7 separate regions of the Mus musculus genome follow, and regions 1, 2, 3, 4, 5 and 7 are each linked to region 6. A link is a loop called in an ENCODE intact Hi-C map of the cell type or tissue named here. Cell type or tissue: left cerebral cortex. All regions are shown on one strand.

The links. Hi-C counts contacts between places; a loop is a spot of excess contacts. Peaks named below come from ENCODE experiments on the same cell type or tissue, not always from the same donor. Only the 100,000 strongest peaks of a DNase experiment are listed, where the experiment ranks them.
Region 1: it touches region 6 in a loop (2.7-fold over the local background); 5 of 42 quality-filtered maps call a loop at or near these places.
Region 2: it touches region 6 in a loop (4-fold over the local background); 9 of 42 quality-filtered maps call a loop at or near these places.
Region 3: it touches region 6 in a loop (3.0-fold over the local background); 4 of 42 quality-filtered maps call a loop at or near these places.
Region 4: a loop joins it to region 6, with 4 times the contacts of the local background. A loop is called at or near these places in 4 of 42 quality-filtered maps.
Region 5: it touches region 6 in a loop (3-fold over the local background); 9 of 42 quality-filtered maps call a loop at or near these places.
Region 7: it touches region 6 in a loop (3-fold over the local background); 4 of 42 quality-filtered maps call a loop at or near these places.

Annotation. Positions count from the first base shown.
Region 1 is chr7:96,368,110-96,372,109 of GRCm38, forward strand. The region is part of intron 2 of Tenm4 (teneurin transmembrane protein 4); the gene reads left to right. Among named protein-coding and RNA genes, the nearest start is that of Gm15412, 28 kb to the left of the region's middle. In left cerebral cortex, no CTCF peak of the experiment used is centred here; a DNase peak (open chromatin) is centred at 2,027.
Region 2 is chr7:96,897,728-96,901,727 of GRCm38, forward strand. All of the region lies in intron 31 of Tenm4 (teneurin transmembrane protein 4), which reads left to right. Among named protein-coding and RNA genes, the nearest start is that of Gm22226, 20 kb to the right of the region's middle. In left cerebral cortex, no CTCF peak of the experiment used is centred here; DNase peaks (open chromatin) are centred at 1,058 and 1,522; H3K27ac peaks cover 455 bases.
Region 3 is chr7:96,381,329-96,385,328 of GRCm38, forward strand. All of the region lies in intron 2 of Tenm4 (teneurin transmembrane protein 4), which reads left to right. Among named protein-coding and RNA genes, the nearest start is that of Gm15412, 41 kb to the left of the region's middle. In left cerebral cortex, no CTCF peak of the experiment used is centred here; DNase peaks (open chromatin) are centred at 2,005 and 3,006.
Region 4 is chr7:96,513,157-96,517,156 of GRCm38, forward strand. All of the region lies in intron 4 of Tenm4 (teneurin transmembrane protein 4), which reads left to right. Among named protein-coding and RNA genes, the nearest start is that of Gm15412, 170 kb to the left of the region's middle. In left cerebral cortex, a CTCF peak has its summit at 1,833 (motif pointing right); no DNase peak of the experiment used is centred here.
Region 5 is chr7:96,545,920-96,549,919 of GRCm38, forward strand. The region is part of intron 4 of Tenm4 (teneurin transmembrane protein 4); the gene reads left to right. Among named protein-coding and RNA genes, the nearest start is that of Gm15412, 210 kb to the left of the region's middle. In left cerebral cortex, no CTCF peak of the experiment used is centred here; no DNase peak of the experiment used is centred here.
Region 6 is chr7:96,208,527-96,212,526 of GRCm38, forward strand. All of the region lies in intron 1 of Tenm4 (teneurin transmembrane protein 4), which reads left to right. Among named protein-coding and RNA genes, the nearest start is that of Mir708, 39 kb to the right of the region's middle. In left cerebral cortex, CTCF peaks have their summits at 1,303 (motif pointing left) and 2,348; DNase peaks (open chromatin) are centred at 850, 1,450, 1,850, 2,078 and 4 more places; H3K4me3 peaks cover 3,046 bases; H3K27ac peaks cover 2,926 bases.
Region 7 is chr7:96,472,550-96,476,549 of GRCm38, forward strand. The region is part of intron 3 of Tenm4 (teneurin transmembrane protein 4); the gene reads left to right. Among named protein-coding and RNA genes, the nearest start is that of Gm15412, 130 kb to the left of the region's middle. In left cerebral cortex, no CTCF peak of the experiment used is centred here; a DNase peak (open chromatin) is centred at 2,144; H3K27ac peaks cover 801 bases.

The sequences.
Region 1 (4,000 bases), 160 kb after region 6:
TGTGCCTATGGCAGTTTAAAAAAACTCTCTTGAAAAAATGTTTATTCTAGTTCTTTGCCCACTTGTTAATAGGCTTGTCTGTCTTTCTGTAGTTGTAAGATTTTATATATTCTTGATTTAAGTCATTTGTCCATGATTTGAGGGTATGTTCTCTCCTTCTATGAGCTGTCATTTCCCTTTTCTTTCTTGAGAGTATGCTCTGAAAAGCACGTTTTTAAATTTTTTAATGAAGTCCAATTTAGATCCCATTTCTCTTTTGTTGCCTGTGATTTTTGTGTCACATCAAGGAAGTGACCGCTTATCCCAAATCATGCAGCTTTAGTCTTTTGTTTTCCTCTAATACTTTTAGCTCTTACATCTAGGCCTGTTATCCACTGTGAGTTAAACTTTTTATCTTGAATGATGTCTGAGCCCACCTTCACTCATTTGCATGAAGATGTCCAATTATCTCTGAAACATTGATTGGAAAGACTTTCCTTTCCCATTCATATGTCCTGCTGCTTCTGTCAGAAATCAATTGAGCATAAATGTGAGACTTCATTCCTGATCTCTCCATTTTACTCCACTCATCTGCATCCTTGCAATGACCCCGTCTTCATACTTGTCCCTGCAGAGCAGTTGTAAAGTTGAGAAGTGTGGGTACCTCAATTTTTCTTTTTTTCCCCAAGATTCAGACTTTTGTGTTGTGTGCATTTACACATATATTCTAGGAGATATTTGTTGGTTTATAAAAATAAAACAAAATAAAAAATTTTAATTCCAATATAAGATTATTCAGTTTATGAACATAAGGAATCATTCCAATTAATAAAAACTTTGAATTTTTCTGTAATTTTAAAAAATTATTCAATATGCAGGTTTTGTCCTTATTTTATTACCTTTGGATAATATTACAAATAAAGTTATTTTCTTCATTGCATTTTTGGATTGATCACAGAGTATTTCTTTCTATACTCTATACATTCATTTTTGTCTCTTGATCCTACAGACTGTCATCTTGATCAGCTTGTTTTATTAGTTCTATAGTGTGTCTGTGTGTTTGTGTGTGTGTGTGTGTGAGTGAGAGAGAGAGAGAGAGAGAGAGAGAGAGAGAGAGAGGGAGGGAGGGAGGGAGGGGGAGAGAGGCAGACAGACAGAGACAGAGACAGGTAGACATACAGAGAGAGATCCTTAGTATTTTCTATACCCATAACATCTTGCCATCTATGAATAGAGGCAGTTTCTCCTTTTCTGCCAATCTGAATGCCTTTGCTTATTTTTCTTGATTAATTTATCTTATAGCCTTTACTCCAGTATTTATGAGAAATATTAAGAGTGAATCATTTGCATTGTTTTTAATCTTAAGGGGAAACTTTACATTGTTCACCAGAGTCTGATGTTAGCTATGAATGCTTCATAGATGGTCTGAATCATGAGCCGATTACTATTGTTCATAGTCTATTGTGTCCTTTGCCATGGAAGAGTAATGTCAAATGCTTTCCCTGTGTCTCCTGGCCTGAGTATGGGGTATTGTCCTTTGTTGTGTTAATATGGTATGGAAACATTGATTGGGTTTTGCATGAGAAACCATTCTGGCATCCCTAGAGAAATACAACTTGGCCAAGATTCACAATCCATTCTGTATGTTTTATGCCAACTCAATAGTATTGTATTGAGAATTTTTTGTATCTGGATTTATGGAGTGGATTGACTTGTAAAAATTGTCTTCCTTTGTGTTGTCTGTGAGCATTGGCATCAGGATCATAAAATAGCTTGGAAAGGGTTCTTCCTTCTTCTACTTCTTGCAAGAATTTGCGAAGTATTTGTATACACCTGCTTCTTTCTTGAAAACTTTCAAAAGTTGGGACGAGCATAAAGGTTTTGACAGCTCACGGTTACATCCTTTCATATGCTTGTATCAGAAAGAAATAGAAGTCAATGAAAACAAAAACCTGATGTTGAATTGAATCTTGAACATTTCTCCATGTGCAGAACTGTAAATCTCTTGCCGTTATGCCAGGCCCTTAACTGCAGACCAGGGTGTGTAGAACAGATGGGATTCCTGCTTTTAAAGAATAAATAACTGCAACTATTTCAGTGCAGATGTCTAAATAGATTCTATGCTGAAGCAGACTTTCCCCCCATCACAGATAAGAGACAGGCCTCTCCAAGAGACTCAGAACAGACCAATGCCTGGATGAATCCATCAGGGTCATCCAAGAAAATCAAAACATCGTATTAATAGCTTAGTGTTTAAGGGTTGACCAAAGATCCGGGTTTGGTTTTTGTTACTGTTTAACATGTGAAATAAAGAAAGGAATATTCTTGTCTTGAATGGCTTGTTGCAGAAAATAGACATCTTAGATTATGTTCATAAGTGCAGCAATTTCACTATAATACAGGTGATTATATCAATCCCAAACATTTGTAACGCAGAGGCTCAGAAATGTGGCCTTTGGCTCACTCATTCAATCAGTCTCTTCATTAGTTAATGCAGCAATTATTCATCAAGCTCTTTTCCTGTGCCAGTCCCTCTACCAGAGTGTCTGAACGGATTCTATTTGAGTCCCTGTTCCAGAGGAGCAGCTGGTCTGATGTGGTGAGGTATAGCACTTTATATAAATAATAGATCCCAGGCATGGACAAGGTTGCCACCTAGTCATGATGAGAGACCATAGACATATAAGCAGAGAGACTTCAGAACCGAACAGTGTCCAGAGAAACCCATTCCACATGGAGTCCTGAAGGATACATAGGAGTTTTCCCAGACATCCTATGCTACATAGCTGAAGTCTAAGCAGAACAAGGTGTATACGATCTGAGTCTGTCCTAGAATTCAAAGTCATTCTCAAGGATTCAAAGGAAGAGCTTTAAAGTGATTTGAACAAACTCAAGAGGCAGATCCTAAAGGGTCTGTGTGTTTTTTAACCTGATAGAGCCAAAGTTTTAAGGATTTGGGAATTTTTGTCCAAATGGCAGTCCAATAGTGCCCGAGTGTCAGGAATGAAATAAGATATCACAAAAATTATGTTCAGATGTTGAGACATCTCTGGATGCAGGTTTCCTGGAGCCTTCCCATAGACTTCTACCTCCATAGGCCCTGTCTTATCTGTTGTGACTTAATAGGCCATCTCACATAACTAGGAGGTTAGACTAAAAAAGGTGTTCAAATCTGACCCTGACTGTTACTCAAGCGCGTTCTTAACCCCAGCTTTTCTTGCCTGTAAAACAGGGCCACTGATTCAACTTCCCCAGTTGTTGGGACAATGAAATGAGAAGGGGGCGTCTCACAAGCTGGATACGGTGGCACACGCCTGTAATCCCGGCACTAGGAATGTAGAGTCGGGAAGATCAAGAGTTTAAGGTCATCCTCAATGACAACAGTGAGCACTAAGCCGACATGGGCTTCATGTGACCCTGTCTTACAAACAAACACGTAAGCAAAAAAAAACAAAAACAAAAACAAAACAAAACAAAAAAAACATACACAAAAGAAAAGGAACAAAGATCCCAAGGGCTTAGGAATCTATCGACAGCTGGATCTAAGATGTGTCCACACCTGTGACGAGAGTACCAGTGTTGAGAACTGGAGCGACCAGTCCCACTCACCCACTGTCAGTCTGATCCTTGACCATTCATCTCGTTCTGAGCCTTAGATTCTCCCTCCACAAAACAGAAATGACTGTGATGTCCCCTCATGATGTTGCCAAGGAGCGTCAGTGTGAAGATCATGGTACCATCCGGCATATTGGTTGTCATGTTGCTTTTGAGACTGAATGTGAGCACAAGGTTTTTGGGGTTTTGTTTTGTTTTGTTTTTTATCCCACCACGCAGTCTCTGAGTCCAAGGCTGCACTTGTATTTCTCAGAGCCAAACGCCATGCTTGATTCACAAGGACAGTCAAATGTTTCTGTAGTTGCATTTACTTCTGGCCTTCCACACTTTACTCATTCGAGGTTTTTGTCTAATTGTAAAAAGAATTGACCGTCCTTTTAGAAATCTAAACAAACCAACCAGGAGA
Region 2 (4,000 bases), 690 kb after region 6:
ACCTACTAATAATTCTGTTTGGATAAATGTTTATATGTTATGCTAGAGCAACTATTAGAAACCTAAAAACTAAAACAGATAAGCCAAGGGTGTGGTGGAGATATAGGGGTCAGGAGAGAGTTCTAGGCCAGTTTGGGCTGTTGAAGATCCTGTTGTTTTTTTGTTTGTTTGTTTGTTTTTTGTTGTTGTTGTTGTTGTTTAAAAATTGAATCAGACACAAATAGACATCATTAATAAGTCAGCAATCAAAGATAAACTAGAAGATTAAGAAAACACCCAGAGTTCAGTTGGTAGAGTACTTTCTAACATGCACAAAGCCCTGGGTTAAATTCCAACATTCAGGAGGTTGAGTCTGGGTGATCAAGAGTTCTACATCATCTTTGACTGCTTAGTGAGTCTGAGGCTAGCCTGGGATATGTGATACCACCACATCTCAAAATGTGTATGTGGTAGTGGTGGTGGTGGTGGTGTGTACATGCATACCATACATATTATATGTATGCATGTATGTATGTATGTATGATATGTATGTTCATACACACACATCCATACCACCACCACCAACGGTGACGTGAGATACACATACCTAACATAGCTCATGCTGGTTCCCTTTCTGCCCTTTTGCTTTAAAGGGAAAGTCACCTTTCATTCCTCTGAAACCAACTTGAGTATAGAGTGTCTCAAGGGTCCTGCAGACCTCTCAGACTGCTACCGTCCCTCAGCAGGCGACACAGGGAGAGCTCTGTGGGATCCAAATAAAGCCAGCCAGGTCCTTGTGAGAATTTACACTGAGAAAACCTGCTAACCTCGTGATCGAGCCATTCACCCCCTTTTTGCAACTGTTCCCTTCACCCCACCCCTCCCGGTTCCAGACATGAGAATACAGAAATTATTCCCGCCCTCCAGAATTCCTCACTATCAGAGGAAATGCACACTCTGGTCCATCGTGAGGGGCCATGAGGAAGATTTGCACAGATGGCCATTAAATCACAGAAGGCTAGCAACCGGCTCTGCCCACAGGGTTCTGGGAAGCCTTCAGGGAGTAGCGGCTGATCCTCGAGGCTGGCTCCTGTATAGGTTGCATCAAGTAGTAGGGAGAAAGGCATTCTGGAGAGAGGGGTCAACATTCACAAAACTGGAAACAGGGCATTGTGGCTAGCTCACAGATGCTATAGCTGAAAGCAATAGGAGAATTCCCTTTTTTCCAGGGGAAAAAGCATCTAGGTTGTTCTATTAAGAGGAAGAGTCCCAGTCAAGGACTAGAAGGAGACCAAGGTGGTACACAGATGTCATGGAAGCATACCTGGGACCTGGGGGGTAAACACATATATTTTGACAGCGTTGCCAGCCTTTACCATGCTCAACTTGGCTGCTAGCACTACAGAGCCTTGACAGACTAGGATGACATTTCCATTACATCTGTCTGCACAAAGCACGCCCCCTGCCTCACCCTCCAGTGGGTTTCCTGTGAGACATTTTGGCATGTTACTATAGCTGGGGAGAAAAAAAATACTGTAATAGGAAATGTAATTTTCCATAAAAAAATTGTTAAAGCTTGCCAAAAATTACTGCCCTCCCCCTCTTCCTTTGTACACAACCATATGCATATAGTCTCCTTCCAGAACAGCACTGGCGTGATTAAACACTCCCTGCCGAGCACTCGCAGATACGGTCTCCTTTAAGCCTGGCAACAGCTCTGTGAGATCACGACAGACAATTATCTGCATTCTACAGATGAGACACGTGAGACCCTGGAGGACCAAGGGTCTGCAAAGAGTCACACGGGACAGGGCTCTCTGGTTTCAGAACATTTCCCGTGATAATCACCCAGCCTCTAAATCCTGCTTTCTAACACAGCTCTCAACTATCCAAGGGGCACCTTACATTTTCAGTTTGTGTTTCATTTCCCAGACAGTTAAATCCAGCAAATATCATATTGGTTATCCCTTCTCTGTGCCAGACCCACGCTAAGGATCCAAAAGGGAAGAAGGCTTGGCGCCTGCCTTCATGGAACACATGCCCCCTTTCACAAATGTCCTTGACTGTGAGCCCACCTTAAGAAAAAGAGTTGTGGAGCTAGAAACGTAGCTCAGTCTGTAGGGTGCTTGTTAGCATGTGTGAAGTCCTGGACTCCATCCCCAGCACCAAATAAAGTAGGTGTTGTGTTTGCATTCCTGTAACCTCCGTATTCCAGAGGTGGAGGCTGGGGGATGGGAAGTTCAAGGTCACTCTTGCCTACACAGCCTGAATAGGAGGTGAGAACCTACCTCGAAAAAGAAAAAAAAAATCTATTTTATATCACTATAAAACACTAAAACCAAAGGTTTGCACAGCAGTCCTTAAGTTTGGTATCTATATATTTTTCCAGTCTAGTGTATTCCACTTCAACAAAAATACTGGTCATGACCCCAAAATTGATTTTACCTACGAAGTGGATCCTGTGGCACATGAAAAAGATATTTGCCATCTAAACAATCAAGCTTTCAGAACATCAGAAATGCTTTGCAGTGGCTAATGTGATTCTGCTGACTCTCACTATACCTCACCTTTTACCTTCTCTGTGGGCTAACCGTATCCTCAAACATACTCAAAGGTCCTGAGGTGTACTCCGCCTAGGTAGGCCTGGGTCATGAGACAATGGAGCAATTACCAGGATTGAAGAGGACAGAATGCACTGATTGGATGATCCTGGATCACATGGTCCAACAGAGAAAGAGTGCAGAATTGGATCATGGGGAGGCGACCCTAAAATGTCCACCATGGGTCTGTGTCACACATCATCGTGCTGAGTCTTGGCCTGAGACTTGCGCTTGGGGGAAACCCACACAGACAGCGAAGTTCAGGATTGATAAAGTAACCCTTCCACAAAGACACTGGGAAGCCAGCCTTAGAACCTGTGGTGTCAGACTTCAGAATACTTAGCAGTTTTGGGGTTTTTGTTTTTGTTTATTCTAATACATTCTGTGAAGAACAAAGGCATGCGCTGGTGAAAGGGCTTCATATCGCTTGTGTTTTATTCCTCCCCTGCGGCAGCAGTGCCTTTTGGGACTGACAGGTAACTCACGGAGCTTTTCAAGAGGAAGGAAGCACTTGCCCCTGAGGTTGTAAGAGTACAATTCCCAGCTCTTCTGAAAAGCCTGGTAGGAAAGCTAGCTAATAAATAGATCTCTGACATTTTCCTGAAAGACATGATAGCAAAGCTTCCGCCTTCTGTCTTCCATCACTCATAGGTCAAGCCCAGCCCTCTCCTGTGCCCCCTGCTTTCCTAGGGACTGAGCGCTATTCCAGATAACCACAAAATCCCTATGCACATTCTCAGCCTCAAGCAAAAGGGCTTTGTGAGGTGTTCTCTCCGTGTGTGTGTGTGTGTGTGTGTGTGTGTGTGTGTGTTCTGTTTGTTTTAATTTCCCAAAGATCTGTGTGCAGAGAATCCTAGGATGAAAGACTCCTGGAAACTCAAGTGAGAAAAGGGCCATGGACAAAAGCCTTCCAAGCCTCTGTTATAAATTAAAAAACAGGGATCTTGGGATACATAATGACAGAAACACACACACACACACACACACACACACACACACACACACACACATACACACACACACCGTGAGCTAGTACCTGATCTGGATATTATACACTAAATCCAATGTTTTAGGGGCAAGCTTGGAACTGCTTCTGCTACAGAGTAGAAGTTAAGATTCTCCAAGTTCACTGTTGGTACCCTGAGAAGCCAGCATGTGGGTTTGTGTGGCCTTAACTGCCACACTCTTTCCCTTCCTGTTTACAATCTGGATCTTCGCAGCAAGGCTGAGTGAGGAGTTAAACCTGGGTCCTAGTGGAGGGGCCTAGGACAACCAAAAACCAACCAACCAACCAACCAACCAACCAATCAACCAAATAAGGCAAGGTCAAATGTGAGCTGCCTAGATGGGAGAGATACATGGGTCACAGGAGTATCATGAACACAACTGTTGACACCCACAAATCATTCCCTCTCAGCAGC
Region 3 (4,000 bases), 170 kb after region 6:
GGTTTGATTTTCATTTGAGGGTCTGTCACTAGAAAGTCATCATGCTAAAGATTGGCTTTTTCATGCTTCTTGTTTCTCTCCCATTACTAGACAGCATCTGAAAGACCAGCTACCTCTCTCTTAGTTCTATGAGACGGCTCTCAAAGTAAAAGGCTGTCCCATCTAAGGGTGGTGTGCCTAAGGGCATTGGTAGACTGCGCTGGTTTAGGTTTGCCGTGGCAGCTTCAGTATATATAGTGTCTTCAGCTGCACTCACGTCAGTGATGTCTGCAGGTCTCTCAGTGGCCTGGGCTGCAGGAGCTGTGGGATTGCACTGATAGCCAAAATACAACCTGCTTAGGTAGGTAGGTAGATAGGTAGGTAGGTAGGTAGGTAGGTAGGTCTCTGGAGGCTTTTGGTCTAGTTCGTCTGACTCCAGGTACAGGATGTGAGGTCACTCTTGTGGGCCCAGGTAGGTGAGGCCCAATGTGACTGGCAGTGGGGGCAGGGGCCCTGATAATTTTTGAGTGCTATACTGAAGTTAAGCCATACCATGAGTCCCTTTAGTGTCTGTGAGCTGGGCAGGTGACCTCATAGGGCCTTTGGGGGACTAACATGTCCAAGGAAGACTATCTGGTACTTTGTGAGGCTGAAAATGAGCAAGTGAACGTAGGCATTGATTTCCTGGGCTTCTGCAGAGAAATGAGCACTCAAGGTTGGTGATAAGAGAGTTCCCTGAAGTCCTCATCATGTCGTATATTGTAGGGAGATATATGGGGATCAACATCTGAAGTTCTACCTTGTGGGAGAGGCTCATTGCTGGTGTTGTAAGGATCTGTGTACATGTGGAACCATTGGGTTAACTCTGGGATACATCGCAAGAGACACATGGCTGCATTTGAGAAAGCTCACCCACCTTCCCTGTTGAGAAATCCCTGCCCTAGAGCCTCAGGGTCTTACATCAGGACTTTGGGTGTAACCAAAATGTTTCTCTTCTCTGAAGAAAGGAAAAATACAGGGAACATAACCAACAAGAGTGTAGGCAGAACCCTCCCAAAGTGGAAAAGGAAGGAGCTAGATTTTATCACATAATTAAGCCACAGACCCAGACTTTAAAGTCAAGTCACAGAAGCTGAGAAGGAAACTCATAGGAACTTAGAATTAACTTCTACTGATACCAGAACTTCACTGTGGTAGAATATTTAAATAGTCTTTTCTTCTGGGAATGGGCATGAGTATGGTTTTATATAGATGTATTGGGGTTAAAATCATTGGTACTAAGTGAATTGTTAGCAAAATATTTGCCTGAATTTTTGGAAAATTTAGGGAAAAAAATTGTGTTAGTTACCTAAGGTATATAGACAACATTTAACTTAATGTTTAGAATACAGGAATATTACAAATATTAATTGGATACAATTTTAGAAAGCCACTACTATATGCCAAATCCTGTCATACCCAAGTTGCAGGGACTCTTCCCCCTCACCCTGCGAAGACCACCGAGGAGCCAATTCCAATGCAAACACACACACACAAGGGTCTTTATTATGAACTTACAAGCAAGGACTCTCACCATCACCATCCCAGCAGGTCAGAAGTGAGAGCCTCAAGTCTAGGGGTACAGAGTATTTATTGTGGGTACAGCAAGCTTGGGGGATTTCCATTTATTGTGGGTCAGCAAACTAGTATTTTAAAAACTGCATTTCTGGTGTAATCTTCAGGAACCAATCGGGGGCAAAACCTCTTTGGGAGGAAAGACAAACAATATGGCTAGGTTATCTATTTTCTTCAGGATGTCATAGGTTGTCTATGTGTACCTTCATCCTGCTGTTATAGCCTGACTGGCTGTTGCTAAGGGTGGGGGGTTAGTTGCCATAGGATGTTTGCTTAAGTGGACTATGTGGTTTTCCTTCTGGAATTGGAGTTTAGCCCCTGGCACTTCTTCTCAAAAAACACAGAGTAGGTTGGGCTTTACAATGCAAGCCAAGAAACACAGATAGGCCACCCAAAACAGGAGAAATTACAGTAGGCTTCCTGGAGAAGCTACCTAACAAATCCTTGGAGGATTAGTGGGTACGTGTCAGGGAATATAAATGGAAGGTATTCTAGGCAGATGAATCATGAACAGCTGGTGTCACTGTAATAGAAGTAAGGATTATACTGGAGCAAAGCTTAAACCATGGTCAGTGAGATGAATGGAGAAGAGATAACTGAAGAGATGGGATGCAGAATTCAGGGAAAATGTGCCATGGGTCACACTTAGATTTCATACAATGTAGACGGTATCAAGCCACTTAAGAGGAAGGAAATATAGGAATTGGATTTAGATGGATGGATGGATGGATGGATGGATGGATGGATGGATAGGTAGGTAGATAGATGATAGAAATTTACTTAGGTACAATGCACACACCACATTAAGTGGTGTTTGGATTATGGGACTAGGAGCTAAATTGCTTTGGCTGCAAAATGACAATTAAAAAAAAAAGGAAACTGCTGGGGAATCATTGTGGATGCTGCACTGCAGTTGTGCACGTGCTGAGCCCCAGTACACTCCCTGGTTAACAAGGCAACTCAGCCCTCCCTACTCACCTCAACCTTTTGGGAGGAAAGACCACTCCCAGAGCCAGGAGCAGCCTTTCTGGAAGAGGAGACTGTGGGGCCAGGCTGAAGGTGAAGAGGGCACCAGGAAACTTGGCCATTGGTAGCAGCCACAAAGGAGCCTTAGCCCACAGGAAACCCTGGAAGGTGTGGGAAGGAACCTGCTGGGGGTAGAGGGAGGCGAGGCTGGCAGGACACCCACAGAGCAGCCTGGAGAGGAGGCAGCCCAGAAGCAGTTAATCCTGCTGGTTGGATTGTTTTTATAAACGACACTCTAAAATCAAATAGATGCAATAAAAACACAGTGGCCTTTTCATTAAACATGCCACAGAGGCCCCTTGTTCAGCAGCCGTTGTCAATCAGATCTGGGCCATTGTCTCTTTTCCCAACCCCCTATAATTGGCATCTGTCTGGGAACAAACAAATAAATACCAGGCTGGCATTTTAACTAGGGCAGCAGGGAGTGAGGGCCCTGTGTTTCAGAGTCTGCTAGGCCATCAAGGCAAGTGAGGGCCCCCAGAAGACTGGTTCTCACCCAAGGTAGAGCCCAGCATCAAGGCACAATTAGATACAGCTCCCTGGCGCTGCCGCTGCTCTGGTAGGATCAGGAGGATCCTTTGTCTCGGGCCTCTGGCTGAAGAAGCCCCTCGGAGACGATTTTTGGAAGGCCTTATTTTTGTTTCCCTTCATAAAAAGTTATGGACATAAAAAAGAAGTGGACATGTTCTCTGGCTGACTTCAGATACAACCACTTAATAACGGTAATGCAACAGAGTTGCCAAATTATAAAAGCGGGAACAAAACTATCACGCTTAATTAGTGATAGCATTAAAGCATTGTGACTAACCAGTAATAATAGCCTGTCATAGCACTATTATTAACTACGAGTTTTAGAATAGATTGCTGGCTTCCACCTTGGACCACATATTCATGCAGGTGATTCTCATTATTCACGGCAGCTCTGTTCTACAAAGTGGATCTGAACTCTGAATTAGCAAATTTCAACCCTTTGCTGTTATAGGAAGTTCCGGCAGGCCTCCGACCACCATCCGCCCATCAACCTTCAATGCACAATCTCTTCAATGCATAATAGTATGTGTGTTACTATTTAAACACACCCGGTTTAACATTTACTTTTGTGTCATGGGTTTTGAACTCAGGGGTGAAGGGAGGTCACTTAACACCAAGCAACATCCTTGCAGGTAGGACCACTAGACACTAACCTTGCAAGCATTTTACTAAGGAGAGTCATCAACAGAATTAGAAACATGAACAATGTGGTACTAAGTAGACTCTGACCAAGAGGCAAAGTGTTGCTGTATCCCACGAGAGCACGGTGACCGCATGGAGCGCCTTTAGTTTTCCATCTCTCTGGGCACACTGCAGACATTCTGCTAGTGCTCAGGGTGGGGTTGCAAGC
Region 4 (4,000 bases), 300 kb after region 6:
ATGTTGTGTGGCAGCCCTGGAGCAGAGTGAAGCCAGGCCTTTCTGTGTCTCTGTCTGTGTCCTCCTCGTGGCACATGACCCATGTATGGGGGAAGTATCCCTAGCGGCACTTGGGCCGCACTGATGTGTGGGCTGATGGTACAATGTTACCAGCAGAGCCAGGATCCAGGGAAGCATCTGTGGGTCGCTACAAACTCTGCCCAGGTCAGGTTGTGGTCCATTCTCCAGAATCTTATTGAGGCTCCAGCACTCACTGGTGCATGAGTCAAGCTTCACGGTGAAATCTGAGAGAGGGAGAAGCCAGCTTGGCACGCAGACTAAGAAATAGATATTCCTCATAGCAGGTAAAAGCAGGGTAGGGCTTTTGGAACCACTGGAAGAGTGCTTGGGTCCCATGCTCTGTTCCAGTGGCATTCCTTCCAAAGCAGACACCTTCCCAGGTATTACCCAGATTGGGACCCTTTCTGAAGCTCACTGCTCTTTAACTGTGATCTTGGATCTTGCCTGAAGGGTACATCCTCACCAGCCTGGCTGCAGCTGTGAGATGGGCTCTAACAGCAGATGCTGAGAGCAGGTGAGACGTGATCCTCCATGGAGAATGCAGAAGAGAGGGGCTTCTCTAAAACTGGATGGGCCTCATGCTAGGGTGAAGAGGATGGAGACAGGCAAGGTATTCTGGTAGCAGAGATGGTGAAGGCTAGCTATATTTTAACAGAGGTAATTAGGGAGAGCATCTAGAAAATGAGACATTTAAAGTAGGCCTTCAAGACTAGGAATTCACCAGCAAGAAATATCATCTGGCCTCAGACAATGGAAGGCAGGTAGGAGAGAAAGCAGTAGCAATAATAGCTGTGCTAGTGTTAACAGAAGGCCATCCACGTATATACCCTGGGGTATCTCCATTTACAGATGAGATAGCTAAGCACCAGACTGGTTCAGAATTTTTCAGAGTCACACAGCTTGTATGACTAGGCTTCAAAACCAAACTGTTGCTCTCTGACCCATTCTTCTTCTAAACACTGAGCGAACCATGTCTGCCATGGCTTAGGCATTTCCCAAGCATGTATTTATTAAGCTGTCTCAGCACCTCAGCACATGTGGGAAAAGATGTTCTAACGGGCTGGGATGAGTATCAAACTTCTGCTTGCCTGCTACCATGAGCTCTCTACCCTCCCTCCCTCCCTCCCTCCCTCCCTCCCTCCCTCCCTCCCTCCTTCCCTCCTTCCCTCCTTCCCTCCCTTTGGGAGCCCCTGTGCTTGCAACAATCCAGTCAGTGGCTCCAAGCCTGCCAACATGGCTTTCTGGGGGCTTGTCCTTGGCCAAAGTTATTGGCAAACTCTATTGATACATTTAAACACAAGAAGTGAAACAAGTAGTAAGTGGTAATAGTATGCTTCCATAAAAATGTGCCTCCAGTTCGGAAACTCAGTCGCACCTGGCTTCCTTACACACTGTGGAAGTGTTAACATCCCTGTGTAGGCAGATAAGCTGTGCAGAGGAACATACAAATGTATGTAAAGTGACTCTCTGCATAAGATGGCCTCCTAACCTAGGAGACCAGATTACCCAGAGCCTGCTGAAACCCAGGGTGTGTTTGTGAGTCTGTGTTTAGGTGAGAAGAAGAGGAAGGTGGGAGAGAGAGGAGATGGGAGGGGAGGGGAGAGGAGAGGAGAGCCTGGTGGACATTACCACTGCACAGGAGGGACAGCAAAGGCTTGACTCTACTAGTTACTTAGTTACTCTTTTCTTTTCTTTTCTTTTCTTTTCTTTTCTTAGATTTATTTATTTATTTTATGTAATGAGTACACTGTAGTTATCTTCAGACACACCAGAAGAGGGCATCAGATCACATTGCAGATGGTTGTGAGCCACCATGTGGTTGCTGGAAATTGACTCAGGACCTCTGGAAGAGCAGTCAGTGCTCTTAACCACTGAGCCATCGCTCCAGCCCACTCTTTTTTTTCAATTACATGAGAAATACCCTATAAGTATATGTGGGAGGTGGGTCCCCACTGGAATGCATAGGCTGACTTATTATTAATGATGGCTATCTTACTAATGATGTTCTTTAAGTATTGATTAAGATACTATGTTGGTCAGCACTGTCCAGGAAAACAGAACCAACAGAAGATTCTCATGGGTACATACATATATCCTTATTTTATAATCTAATACATACATATGCATATAGGCTTATTGTGGGGAATCAGCCCACATGCCTGTGTGGCTATGGAATATGAAGTCCATGGGGCAGGCAGCAGGCTGGAGATTCAGGCAGGAGCTACTGCTGTGGTCTTAAGATTAAACTTTCTAAGGAATCACAGCATTTGCTCCCAGGGCCTAAAACTGATTAGAAGGCGTTACCCAGATTCTCAAGGTTCATCTCTCTTTCTTCTGATTACAGAGGTCAGCCATACCCATATAACTCCTTCATATACAAAGCTAACATCAACAGTGGCTTCTGATTTCTCCCATTGCCATCTCCCCTTAGTCAACGGAACTTTGTTGGGAGATATTTCAAGATCGTGTGTATGTTCTCTCCTTTGTCTAACCCCTCCCACCTGCATCAAGCATCCATTGCTGGTCCTTCCTGAAAGGAAGCAGTGTTGCCTGTAACCATTATGTAAAGAGCTTTCCCTTGAAGAAAAAGTTTGAGAACTGCCTACCCATGACAGCTCTGCCATTTAGTCAGCCCTGTGGCCTGGTCAGGTTCTCATTCAGGACCACTTGCTCACACAAGGCGGCTGGACTTGTGCAACTGGTACAGCATTCGTTAGATATAATAACATGTGTAAAAATGCTGTGTATAAGGAAGGTGGCTTAGAGAGCCTTATACAGACTCATGCAGCCTTCTGTCATGGCTAAGTACATCTTTAATTAGGAAAACATTTATCTTAGTCTTCCTCCCCATCACAGTGAAGATACAATGAGTTAATTTAAACAGAGACCTTAAGGCAGCAGCTGGCAAGGTTAGAGCAAGGGTTAGGGTCTTACTTGATTAAATAAAAGAGAACATTCTAGACATCTGTTCTTCAGTTAAAGAGTTGTTACTGTCCTTGAAGCCACCCAAAACTTTAGCATTAATTGTGTTATTTATTTATTTATTTATTTATTTATTAATATTTGCTGGCATTTATTGTCACTCTGCCTATACCCAAGCTTACTGTGCCACCTCTCTGAAGAGTCCCTAACCTGCTATGGTAGAAAGAACAGAAAGCTGGATGCCAAGGGTGTGTGAGCTACTGTCCCATCCCTTCCATGGCCCTGTGCTAATATTTTGAGCAAGTTACGCCTCCCTGAACTTCAGTTTTCCCTTCTGCAAAGTAGAAGGGTCGAACCAGCTAATACTTAACCTAATGCTGGCTGTAAATGTCCCAAGTAGCTTTAGTTCAGAGATAGTTGGGCCAACTAAACTGTCCAGCACCCAATGTCTGCCATGCATTCCTCATACGAAGCTCCATCGGGTCCCCAGCGCAGCCTTGCCCTGGATGTGTTAGTGGAGTTATCCCACCAATGCTCTGAGATGCTGGATGCCTGTTGGTTCTCCTACTGGTAAAGGGTACAGCCAGGACTCAAGCCTGGAGCTGCCCATCCCAAATATCCTTTGCTTTGAGCTGGCTTCCACTATGATCAGTATCTCAGAGATTGAATTTAGAAGGCACCAGGCTCAGCATACAGAAAGCCCCATCCCTCCCAGCCTGAACTCTCTGGGCCTCACAGGTAGAACCATCCTGCTTGAGCTCTTACTGATTCTGTGACTTGGGGAAAATCATTTAGCTTTCTTATGCCTCAGTTTCCTGGTCTCTGAAAGGCAGCTATTTCACACAGTTATGTTGTGATGAGACTTGAAGAGAGTCCTGCAAAATATTAGCACAGTCACTAGGATTTAGGTAAATTGAGCTAAATAGTTCCACTGGGTCAGCCTCCCAAGCCTGATGTGAAAACAGATGCAACAAGCCATGGAAAGTATATTATAGATTGCAGTGTGCTGTTTATATAT
Region 5 (4,000 bases), 340 kb after region 6:
GGGTAAAAAAGTGCCGGGTGTGCGGAAGCAAGGCGTTTCCTCCTGTTTGTTCTCCATCCATGCATGGATCACAAAGCCACTGGTGGAAATAAACACCTTCCCCAGCAAAGCTCCCCATCCTTCGGCTGAGAGCCCTGAGTCACTGCTTGCTTCCAGGGAGTTCTTGTCCATCTCCTTCCTTTTTCTCACATCCTCTTCTCGTTCAGCTAAATGCCAATTTAAGTGTGAACTCTGTGTGACCCCTTGTCTCTTCAGAAAAGTAAATATTTACTGAATTGCTACGTTATGCTGAGGCTCTCCCTGCCTCTGCTCTGCCTGGGGATGTCTGAGATGTTCTTACGAACTTGCATGCAGTTACTGTCTTTATCTTGAAGCTGTTGTATTCAGCCAGGAGAGACAAAGATGGAAGTACTACATCCACTAGTTTTGCAGCCATAGTTGCCAATGGTTCTTTGACGTGTCCCTTTTTCAATTGTAACTGACATCTAGTTAAAGCCTTCTCAATTATGCCTTTTAAAACCGGGTTTCTGACATTAATAGTTAATATATATTGAGCATTAATTGTGTGTCTGGGGCATATATTGAAACATTTAATCCCCAGAACAGGCAAAAGAAGCTTTGCCAATGAGGAAACTGAAGCACAGGCAGGTTGAGTGACTTGTCTGAAGTCACCCAGCAGATCAGTTCAAGGGCACACACTTTGAACACAGGCTGACTACTACTACATATAAAAGGACATGTTTCAGGATTGCCTCTAATTTAGTTTTTTATATTCAACTGGGCTAGTTGTTACCTATTCAACTAAAGTGAACCATCAAAAGCTTGTTAGTGTTAGAAGGAAGGAAATAAGTGCCAAACAAATCTCCGTTTGCTTATTACTCAGTTACGTCTTCGAACACTATGAAAGCCCTTCAAAGGGAGAAGTAGACTCAAAGCCAGTATGGAGTTATCTGTGAGGAGCATGTCCAACGGGTCGGGAGAGAGCGCCTTGCACAAGGAAGTGAAAGCGGTTCTTGGGATGCAGTGAGATGCTCCAAATCTACAAGTTTATTTTTGTCAAGAAGGTAGAATTGGTCCTAGTGGCTAGGCAGGGATGCAAAGGGGTCACAGGCAGATCAGTGGCATGACCTGGGCTTTGGAAATTCACCTGGCATAGCCCAAAGGGAACAAAAGGATCCAAACATCCATGTGACAAATTCAATTCTCTGGGTCATAACTTGGGCTCTCGCAGAGCTGTATGACCTTGGGCAGGAGAATCACCCTCCTCAACTGAAATTTTCATAGTTCCATGACCCACATGGCAGGCTTGGCAGGGAGATCTGATAGCTATCACTTAGAATAGCAATTAAAGGAAGCACCCAATTAATACTGGCTCCTAGTACGATTATATTTGCTACTGTTGGTGCTAATTTGGTATGATTATGAGGTGTGTTGGCCATGCGTGTTCATGATGGCTAATCTTTATTGTGTGCTTATTCATAGCAGCTGCATCTCTATCATTCTGGGGATGGAAAAGCCACAAGGGACAGACGCAGTAGTTGCTGTAAATCTTCACCCAAATTAAACCAAAACAGTGCTGTGGGTCAAAAAACCATTTTGGGGTTATAATATCAATCTAAAGAGTTATAATCAGCCTCTCTTTAAAAATTAAAAAGATTGAGGGGCTGGAGATATGGCTCAGCAGTTAAAAATTCTTGTTCCTCTTTCAGAGGGCCTGTGTCTAGTGGCTCACAGCCACCTATAACTCCAGTTCTAAGGAAATCAGACCTCCACAAGCACACACGGACACACACACACACACACACACACACAGAGAGAGAGAGAGAGAGAGAGAGAGAGAGAGAGAGAGAGAGGATAAAAGAAACTGATTTTTTAAATATTAAATTAGCATGGGAACTATGAGCAAGCATTAGTTATCATGTAATAACTTCCAAAGATTTTCTGCTCCCAGTAACATACTCCACAGATATTTTCACTTAGCAATGTATATATGGGTATCATTGCAAGATAGTTTTTAAACTAAAGATTATGGTGAAGAAATTTTAAAGACCTTGGCATAGAAGGTGTGGCTAATCTCTGGTCTTCCTCGTGGCCTTGCTTCTCAGACCCCTAGAACATGGTCTTGGCAGCCAGTATTGGGAAGCTGGGCATCAAGACAGAAGTCAAGACCCGAAGAGATCACAGAATAGACTTCTAGAATCCCTATGTGGGGATCCAATGCCATCTTCTGGCACCAGCCATACACATGGTATATAGAACATTCATCCACATAAAATAAAAGGAGATAGCAGATTTCAGAACCTAGGTTTGGGCCTTAGTCATGTTACTTGATTCTTGTGTGACCTAGGTCAATTCACTACCGAATTATCAAGCATATTTTGAGAACCAAGACCCTCCCCCTTAAAAAAACCCACTCCATTTAACTGCATATAGGTGCAACTTTGGTCTCTCTCATAATTCCAGCTTTGCTACTACTACTGACCCATGGCATGTGCCAAGGTGGGAAACTGAATGGCTCAGGGTCCATGAAAATAGTCCCACTGTATGCTCCAAGGCTTTTATACAACACCCATAACATCACAAATATCTATGCTTTGAACAATGCAGGGAAATGTTGGGGAAAGTCCATAGTGAGCACTCAGAATCCATAATACATCCAAAGTGGATGTATAATAATACACCGAGTGCTAACTCCAGATCATCTCCTTGAAGAGTGACTGTGGTATCCTGTTTAGGAGATAGGGTTGACCTTCGTGGGTCTACAGAGCTCTGGAATAGAGCTAAGAACTACCCTGGAGAGGGCCTTTGAGGTCTTAGGAGGGAAGAGCTAAAGGGCAGATGCAGATGCCAGTGACCACAGGCTACCTGCTAATCCTCAGACCAAACCTGGACTACCACTGGGTTTTGTTTGGTCTGCAACATAATTTGAAATTAAAACTTAAAAATAAATTTACATCTTAAAATTACATATTGTATTTCAAATTTTAAATTTCCCAGCTTGACTTAAAATTTCAGTAGGCATCCCCTAACCCCTTCTCATCAGCTTATCGTAGACAGGCACTGAGCAACACCCTTGCTGGCCAAGTCTGGTCAGGCACTGAGATTCTAGGTACATTCTGTTTACCAGGGAGCCCCTGTTTGGCTGCTTCTCTAGCAAAACAGCAAAGAGGAGAATGTTTGCATGCCTGTGTTGCTCTGACAAATGGAACACGGGGAAGCCAGAACTGGCGAGGTTAAGAGGCTTCTAGAAACACAAACCGTCTCATTTGTTGATCAGTTGAATGACATACAGCTTTCCTCACAGACTGAACTCCTGACCCTTTCAGAAGTGGGGAGAGGTTGTGTTTGTGCCCCAGAGCTAAAGAAAGAATCTAGAAGGAGAATGCAGATGCCACTAAGAGAAACACTCTCAGGCTGTCAGTCTAGAGCAATAAAGCCACTGCTTTCTGACCTAGGCGAGATTGAACTCAATGCAGTGTTATTGTATAGGCAGAATGGCAAGACACTGAGAAGACAGATAACAACAAATGCTGGTTAGGATATAGACAAGAGGAAGCCCTGATACACTGCAGGTGGGAATGTAAAGTCGGTCACTATTTAAATCAATATGGAGATTGTTACTGGATACAGTAATAATGCCTGCACACCTACTGTGATCTAGTGAGATAACTGAAGAAATGTTTGCTTCCTGGCCTAGCTATAGTCAATCATTTCTCAGATTCCCAAAAAGCCCTTAAGTTCAGGGTTAGGGCCTCTTTCAGCTGATATGGTGGGAAGAGCAGGGATTCAGCCCCTACCTCCAGCTGAAGTACCAGCACCTTGTGGAATCTGGGCATCATTGATCCCCAGCCCAAGGGAAGAACATGAAGCATCCTCAGATAAGCCCGGTAACAGCAAGAGGATTGTTCATGCGAAGCACCAAGTGCCAGTACCCTATGCTGCTGACTGTCGCTTAGCGATGGAGCCTGCCCACACCTCGGAAGCCTGGTTAAAGAGTCTC
Region 6 (4,000 bases):
CATTACACACCTGCCAAAGACTAAATGGTCAACAGATACTCGTTGAAGGACAGAATGTGACTGCCCTTCATGATGGTAGCCAGCATTTGATGTCTGCAGTGAGGACACATAGTTGATAAATGCCACCCAAAGGCTTGACATTTTAGTAAGTCTCAAAGGCTTTGTCGCTGGTCAGTGTTCACTCATCGTGAGGATTTTAAAAATAGATTGGGCTGATTATAAGGCAGTCTGCCCACATCGTCCCCATTTTTGCCTTTTTGCATGCAGAAGCAAGGATGTACTGAGACACCTACTACCCCAAGTTTATATATAAACTTTGTGATCTGCACAGAGTCTCCAGAGGCACAGTACCCTCTTGTTGTTGTTGTTTGTAACAGCCAATCTTTCCTTCCACGTGGCCTGGGAATCAGTACTGATCACCTATCCATCCTGAAACACTTCTTATAAAGGTAGTGGAAGATGGGAGATGGAAACTACCTCTGAGTACTTTCTATGCACCTCAGTGCTTTCTGTCCATTGTTCACTCTAAGGAGGTGGCTAGAACCTGTTTTGTAGGTGGAAAATGAAGCTAGGGGAAGGGAGCATGAAGCAGGCTTTAGGAGGGAATTTCTTTAGTTTCTCCAAAAAGCCTCCGAGTTCAAGCGGTGTCGCCATCACAGACAAATGTTCTTCCTTTGGTAATGTGCTGGCAATTAAGATCCAGACTCATGAAGGACAGAAATTCCTTGGACTATATTCACTGTCATCCCTCCTCTCCCCCAATGATTGCCATCACGACTCCGTAGCGGTTACCATGGTTTTGGGGAAGCTGTCCCAGGAAAGAAGGCCTTTCTTTAAGGCATCTTGCATTCCCAAGGAAGGAACTGTTAATTACTTCTGGCGAAAGCAACCCAGGAAAAGTGTTGGAGGTGTGGAAAAGTATTTCAAGGGGTTAGGCAAGAAGCAGGGCCAAGGACTCCAAGAGAGGTGTGATGAGAGAGAAGAGCCCGGGCTACACAATATACTAATACACAACTCGGAGGTGGGCAAGAAAACAAAAAACAAGAGGGGAGGAAGTGGAGAAAAGTAGGGGCAGGGAAGGAGAAAGTTTTCGAAAGACTGCGAGGAAAGCGAGAAAGGAGGGTCAAAGAGGAATCCGAGAAAAATACTGAAGCACTTGAGAGAATTCCAGAAAGAAAATGAGATGAGGAAATGGAGAAAGCAGCTCAGAGAAAGGGAGGACGGAGATAAGGGAAGGCATGGCACACAACAGAGATGGGTGAGCGGAAAGGAGGCCGAGTGGGCACGGGGGAAGGGGGCGCATCACCTGTGTGGCGCCCCCCGGTGCCGTGGTGAAGCCCTGTTCCAAGCGCCGCTCGGCCGGCCTCGTAGGATTGGCTCCCGCCTCCCATTCATGTAACCTGCGTGTGTGTGCGTGTGTGCGCGAGTGTGTCTCGCTCGCTCACTCGCTCGCCCTGTGTGTAAGAGAGCGAGGGAGGGGGACGAAGGCAGGCAGGCGAGCAGGCAGGGAGGGGAAGAAGAGGAGGGAAGCTATTAAACACACACACTCACACACACCCGCGCGCGCACCCCCGCCCCAGCCCCCCCCCCCCCGAAGCCTCGGGATTGCAGCTGTTACATGTGGGGCAGCAGTGCTGGCAGGAACGCCGGCCGGGAGCGGCCGGGAGCCGGAGCCCGGCGTGCGCGCGCGGCTGGAGGCTCGCTGGGGCTCCGCTCCCCGCGGGAGCTATTGTTGGTCTCACCGGAGCTGAGCTCAGAACCGGGACCTGCTCCGTCTTGGGTGCCTCAATACAACTCGCGGAGCGGCGGAGCCAGCGGCGCGGTGCCTCGCCTCCCCGCCGTCCTCGTCCACGCTTCCCCGGCGGTGGCAGCCTGCAGCCACGGTAAGGCGGCGTGATCAGCTCTACGGAAAAAGCGCCTTGGGGACCACGGCGGAGGCTCGCCAGTTCTGTCGCCCCTCTCTGCATTCGCAGGTCCGGGCAGCTCAAGCAGCTTGCTGGGGGCTCCGGGAGATGCTAGCCTGCTTCCCTGCTCCGCACTGGGGAGGGAGGGAGGAAGAGAAGGAGAGCGGGGCGTCCAGGTTGCCGACAAGGCAAGGAGCCTGGAGCCCAGAGCCTCCGCCACCGCAGCCCCGGGAGTCCGCCGCGTACTGGAGCCTGGGAACCAGTGTTGGGGGAGAGCGGAGAGGTGGGAGCCGGCCCCAGACTCTGGACCGCGGGTGGGATGGAGGTTAGCTCGATCCAGGTTCGTGTGCTACGCCGGGATCCCCTTCCCTGCCACGGCCCAGTCTCCTGCAGCCCCTCTGCAGACTCGCCCGCCCCAGACTCACGGCGGGCGCTGGAGGAGCCCACGAGGCGGCGCCGGGCTCCCGCTCTGCAACCTGCCCTGCGGGGCGAGAGCTGGCTGCAGCGGCCCCGGTGCGCGCTGCGGTTAGAGCCGGTAACCCGGGGACGCGACCCCCAAGCCGCACGCCCTCTGCCACCCGCTTGGCTCCTGCCCATCTTCGCCGGTCGCGTCGTTTCTCGTTCGGTTTGTCTCGGAACGAGTTGAGGACTGCAGGCGCCGGGTGGACTCTCTAGGGGTGCAGGGCTGTGAGTGTGTGACTACTTGCACCTCCAGCTTCGGGAAATATGCTGTGTATTGAAATGTGATCTCTGAGCTCCTTAGTCATTTTCCTAGTGATTTAAAAATGCAGTCTTTGCATCGGAGAAGCGGAAGAAGGTGGTGTCGCGGAGTGTGTGTGTGTGTCCACACCTAACCCAGGAATATCCCAATAACTATTGGGGGAGGGGGGTAAAGGGTGTTATGAATGGTCAATGCCTCTTGGCGGGTCCGTAGGTGGGTTTCTCTGGCCACTGCCCTCTTCTTCTATGCCCTACCCGCCCCCTCCCCATCCCCCGCCTAAACCAGGTTGGAAAGTACTGGAAATTCAATTGCGTGGTCTCTAACTTTGGAATTTGGTATCCCTTTCAGCAGGAGACGTTAAGACGATTTCTGCACTTGGGTCTGTGTGGACGAGAGTTTTGCTCAGGTTAGATGTAGAATCCGCCTCAGACCTGCACCAGTCCCCTACCCAGTCGCCACCTCTCCTCCACCCCCCACGCACATACAACACAACCCTGGAGAGAAGGTTTGTACACATGCAGTTAACCGTAAGCCACCAACGCAGCTATAAGGACGCAGAGTCAGCCCGGGTTTTGCGGGCATCTGAGCGCACTATTGGCGTTTGATTAGCCCTGGAGATCACCCTGCTGCTTTGTAGAGGCGCTGGTGGGGCATGCTCGTGATCCCCAGCGCCGGGGCTAGAGGGTGTCCCTGTGCTGAGCTGTACGGCCGTGCTCGGAGGATGTTCGCTGAACAGTATCATGGGCAATTATATAAGCTGCCTCAGTGATCTCCCAGATCTGTATTGCAAGCACCCGGCTCTTGAAAGACAACCCTGAAAGTTTTACTGCTTGGGGACTGTAAGTACCTGGGAGACCCACTTGGGGAATGGGGAGCTGGGTACCTTGTGCCGAGGTGCCCACTTCTGAGATGTGGGCTTTGGGTGCTAAAGCTCTGTCCCCAAGGAACCGGTTACCGAAGCAGGGACTGAGTGGGTGGAGATCCAAGATTAACCTGTGAAGAAGAACGGGTCAGGACTCAGATTTCTTTGAGTCCGTGGAGCCCTGAGATTCAGGTGTTGGAGGTGTTGTGTGGGGGGGTGTTGGATGGCCTTCCAGGGAACGTAGTTTTCGGAAAATCGGTGTTCTAGGCAGCCCCAAGACTCTTTTCTTGGCCCCTCCCTGGCTTTAAATCCAGCGTCCTTCACCTGTTTAGAAACCTGCCTCCAGTCCCTTTTAGAAATGCCCAGAGACGCCAGGCATCCAGGCCCAGGTTTGGGGTGTTTGTGGTGGGTTAGGAAGTAGAGTACTGGCCTCTATGGGGTGCGGGGGTGGACAGAAAAAATTATTATACCTAATGCGGATGCTATGGGAATGGGTGCCTGATATGGCTTCTG
Region 7 (4,000 bases), 260 kb after region 6:
TGCACACTCAGGAATCACATAAAAACACTAAACCGGAAGCCATAATATAAACACAGAGGCTCAGGTGCAGGCCCTATGCAGGTTGCTTCAGTCTCTGTGAGCCTCTTCCCACCTCCTCTTCCATGGGGTTCCCTGAGCTCTGAGAGGAGGGATTTGATGAAAACATCCCATTTAGAATTGTGTGTAATGCCTGGCTGTGGGTCTCTGTATTTGTCCCGTCTGCTGCAGGAGGGAACCTCTCTGACGATGGCTGAACAGGGCACTGATCTGAGTACAGCAGAATAACATTAGGGCTCATTTTATCACTCTGTTTCCCACTTTTTTGTTTTATTGTTTTTAAGACCAGTATTACTTGGTTTTACCCGAGGTCCTTGGGATATCCAGTCTTCAATTCTTGGTTATCGCACACCAATAAGAAGTATTGAATGTAGGTTCTACCTGATAGAGTGGGCCTTCAATCAAATTAGATATGGGTTGGCTACTCCCACAAGCTTTCTGGCACCATTGCCCTAGTATATCTTGCAAGAGGTACACCATTGTGAATGAAAGGGTTTGTGACTGGCACAGTGTATATCTTTCCATTTTGGTACTGTGCAGGAAGGGTATCTTCCGGTACCAAAGATTTTGGGGAAGGCTCTAAGTAGGTACCAGTACAACCACTCAGAAGTCAATGAGTTAGATAGCTGTTATCTTCAGCAATGGGGCCTTGGGAATGTATTTTTAGAAAGAGAGAAAGATCCGTTTGAAGTCAAAGAAAGACAGACCTGAACATAATGGTTGACATGGAGCTGTCCTATATTAATCAGGTCCTAGCAAAAAAATCCTTTACACCATCATATGAGGTTCTCAGGCTGGGGAGGGGGAAAATGATGTTAAGCATAGGGAGAAGTAAGGACAGCCACTAAAGTTAGTGAAACAGCTAAGAAACTATCCTCCGAGGCTCAATGGACAGAGAAAAGGGCAGGTACTGGCCTAGGAGACAGTTGTATCTGTAGTTATGACTCAACCAGGGAGATGGGGAGATGATGTCTCAGAGGTTAAGAGCACTGGCTGCTCTTCCAGAGGTTCTGAGTTCAATTCATAGCAACCACTTAGTAACTCATAACCATCTATAATGTGATCTGGTAATATATAATAAATAAATCTTAAAACAAACAAACAGAAATATTCAATCAGGGGTTATGCACTCTCCTACATAGGAACTTAGCTCCTGCTAATCCAATACCCAGAGAGTAGTCATCCAGAGAAGACATCCAGCTTCATGCTCTGAACTGTCTCAGACTTCCTACCTGTGCCTCTTATTGGATCCATCTAGAAGCCATGAGGAGACCCGCTGATCTGCTCATGGTTAGGACACAGATTCCCATGCACGGAGCGGTCTGGAAAAGGGGCAGAAAGAAGAGGCGCAGTGGCCTCAGCCTTAGCTGCAAGCACGGGCAGCTTCATTTTTGCTGCTGTTGTCTTTACAGTCAGAAGGATGAAGGAAGAATGGAGCAAAGGGGAAAAATTGAAGATGCTGACAGTGTCCTCTATTGCTGTAGGGGTGTGTGAAAAAGTAGTATGTGTCAGTATGACCGCACTGGGAGCTTCCCAAACTAGGCTTACTTTTTGTCCCCTCTTGCAAGCCACTCCCAGTGTTTGAAAGATGTTGTTATTGGTTTTGTTGTTGTTGTTGTTGTTTTGTTTTGTTTTGTTTTGTTTTGCAATACCTGGGCCAAAGAGCAAAGGAAGGATAAACTGATGGGAGAGGGGAGCCTGGTTTGTCTTATGTAACTCACATCCTCGTGAGAGTTCCATTTGCTTTTATTTTAAGAAGTACCATTTATGAACCCTCTGGGGGGTTAAAGAGCAGAGGAGATGAGGATTCGATGTCAATAGGAAAATCGCTTAGCTCCCGGGATAAATGATGCTTCTGTTTGGGCTTTCTGTTTTTCAAAAGGACCATCTGTTTTCATAAACAGAAATGAGCCTCTCTAGCCACGTTTCCCTCCATAACCCTCTGTCTCTTTGCACAAATGACAGTATTCCCTTCGTGATTCATTCCTGGAGACAGTCCTCTGAGCTAAGCGCGGCTGCTAAATCTGCGCTTGAGTTCTCACCGAGCCCCACGTGGTTCCCACTCGGGCAGCAACTGTGGTTGGATGGCAGCTTTTGTATCTCCAGAGCCAGAGATGGCACACACTTGGCTTGCCAATGGCTCTGCGTCAGGCTTGAAGCAGGGGCTTTTCCTATTCTTGGGAACATCCAAAGTCTTCGAGGGAGTCCAATAAGTGATACTCCTCCCTCCCCGAATTTGGATGCACTTACTGAGAGGCAAAGAGTGGCAGATGGAAGCCAAGATACCATGTTGATTGCTTGGGATGAATAACTTAGTTCAGTCTGGGTGCCAAACAGACTTGGTAATTGGATTCAGAGTTAGGCAGACTGACCCATCTGGTCACGGGCAGTGATGGGTGGAGCAGAAGAAGAGCCAGCTCCTTGGAACAAGAAGAGGTGTGTGCCAACTGCCAGGCCTTACATGGTACTTGAATGAGCTAAGTTCACTCCTTGTTTATTGCTGCTATGACTCATGGCACTGCTTATGGCTGAAGGGACAGAGGGACTGCCGTGGCTCTCCTTCTCATGGAAGTTAGCATTAGAAATCAGGGATAGGTGTGGTACATCCCTATAATCACAGGACTTGAAAGGCTGTGGAAGAGGACCATATGTTTTAGGCCAGCCTGGAGTGTGAAGTAAGAATTTGTCTCAAACAAATAAACAAAGTATGTCAAAAACAAAGGCTGAGATGTAGCTCAGTGGTAGTTCACTTGCCCAGAGGCATGAGGCCAGTGCCCTGAGTTCTATCCCAACAGCATAAGCATACCCACCCACCCTCACGTACACACATTAACAATAACAACAACAACAAATCGCATTAGAACTTATGATGAAAATTTCTTCCCAAAGAGACCTCTGAGTAGCTTGGAAGTTAGAATATGGCTTTGCATGAGCCTCGTCCATGGCATATTCTATGGATGCCTACAGTTTTTGGTGTGCATTTATTTAATACATTAATTGAGCAAACATGCATGACCAAGATGAAAGGATGGTCCTTGATTCACAACACAACAGGAAGCTGCTGAAAGATTCTGAATAAGGGGAAAGCATAATTTCAGATTTGTGTTTTTGAAGAAGTACTCTCTTTCTTCTCTTCTTGTCTTTTCCTGTCTCTCTCTTGTACCCTCTCTTCTTCCTTCCACTCTACATAATAGAAAAAAGTGTCTGAGTAGGGTGATGGAGCCAAAGGTTCCTGCTACTAAGAAGAAATGCAGCAATGCCCAGGACACAATTGGAATCAGAAGAAGGGCACAGATGAACACATGAGCATGGGATATGTAGATGGAGCTGAATGGGTGGGCTGGAGGGCCGGTGTTGGTGTAAGAACCAGTGGGAGAGTGAGAAGATTTAAGAGCTGTGTTCTTATCTGAGTGACCGGATAGATGGAGATCCAGCTAGGGAGGGCCAGGCTGGGCACCTGCTTGAATAATCAGCTGAATGAATAGAAACTAGGCTCCTTGGTGTCTCTTTTAGAAGCTACATTGGACTACACTTTATCCTCGTGTGCCTATGGCATATCTGGTTCACACCTTCTGACTGTAGAACATCATTCAGAGGGTTTCATGTTACCCTCTTTTAGCTTCATTTATGTTACTGAAACACTCAGAACCAGCTTCCTCACGCCCCAAAGCAACTTAGGAAAGAAAGAGTGTGTGCTTTATACCTCCAGGTTGAAGTCCACCATTAAAAGGAAATCAAAGCAGGAACTTAAAGGGACTTCATGTATAACTTCCACAGTTAGGAGCAAAGAGAAACTAATATAGCCACGCTGCCTTTGCTTAATATTCAGCCAGCTTTCTCCAGTCTTATACAGTCCAGAGCACACCCCATAAAATGGTGCCTCCCATATTCAAGGTATATCTTCCTGCATCAATTCACAGTCAAGACAACCCCCCACAGACAT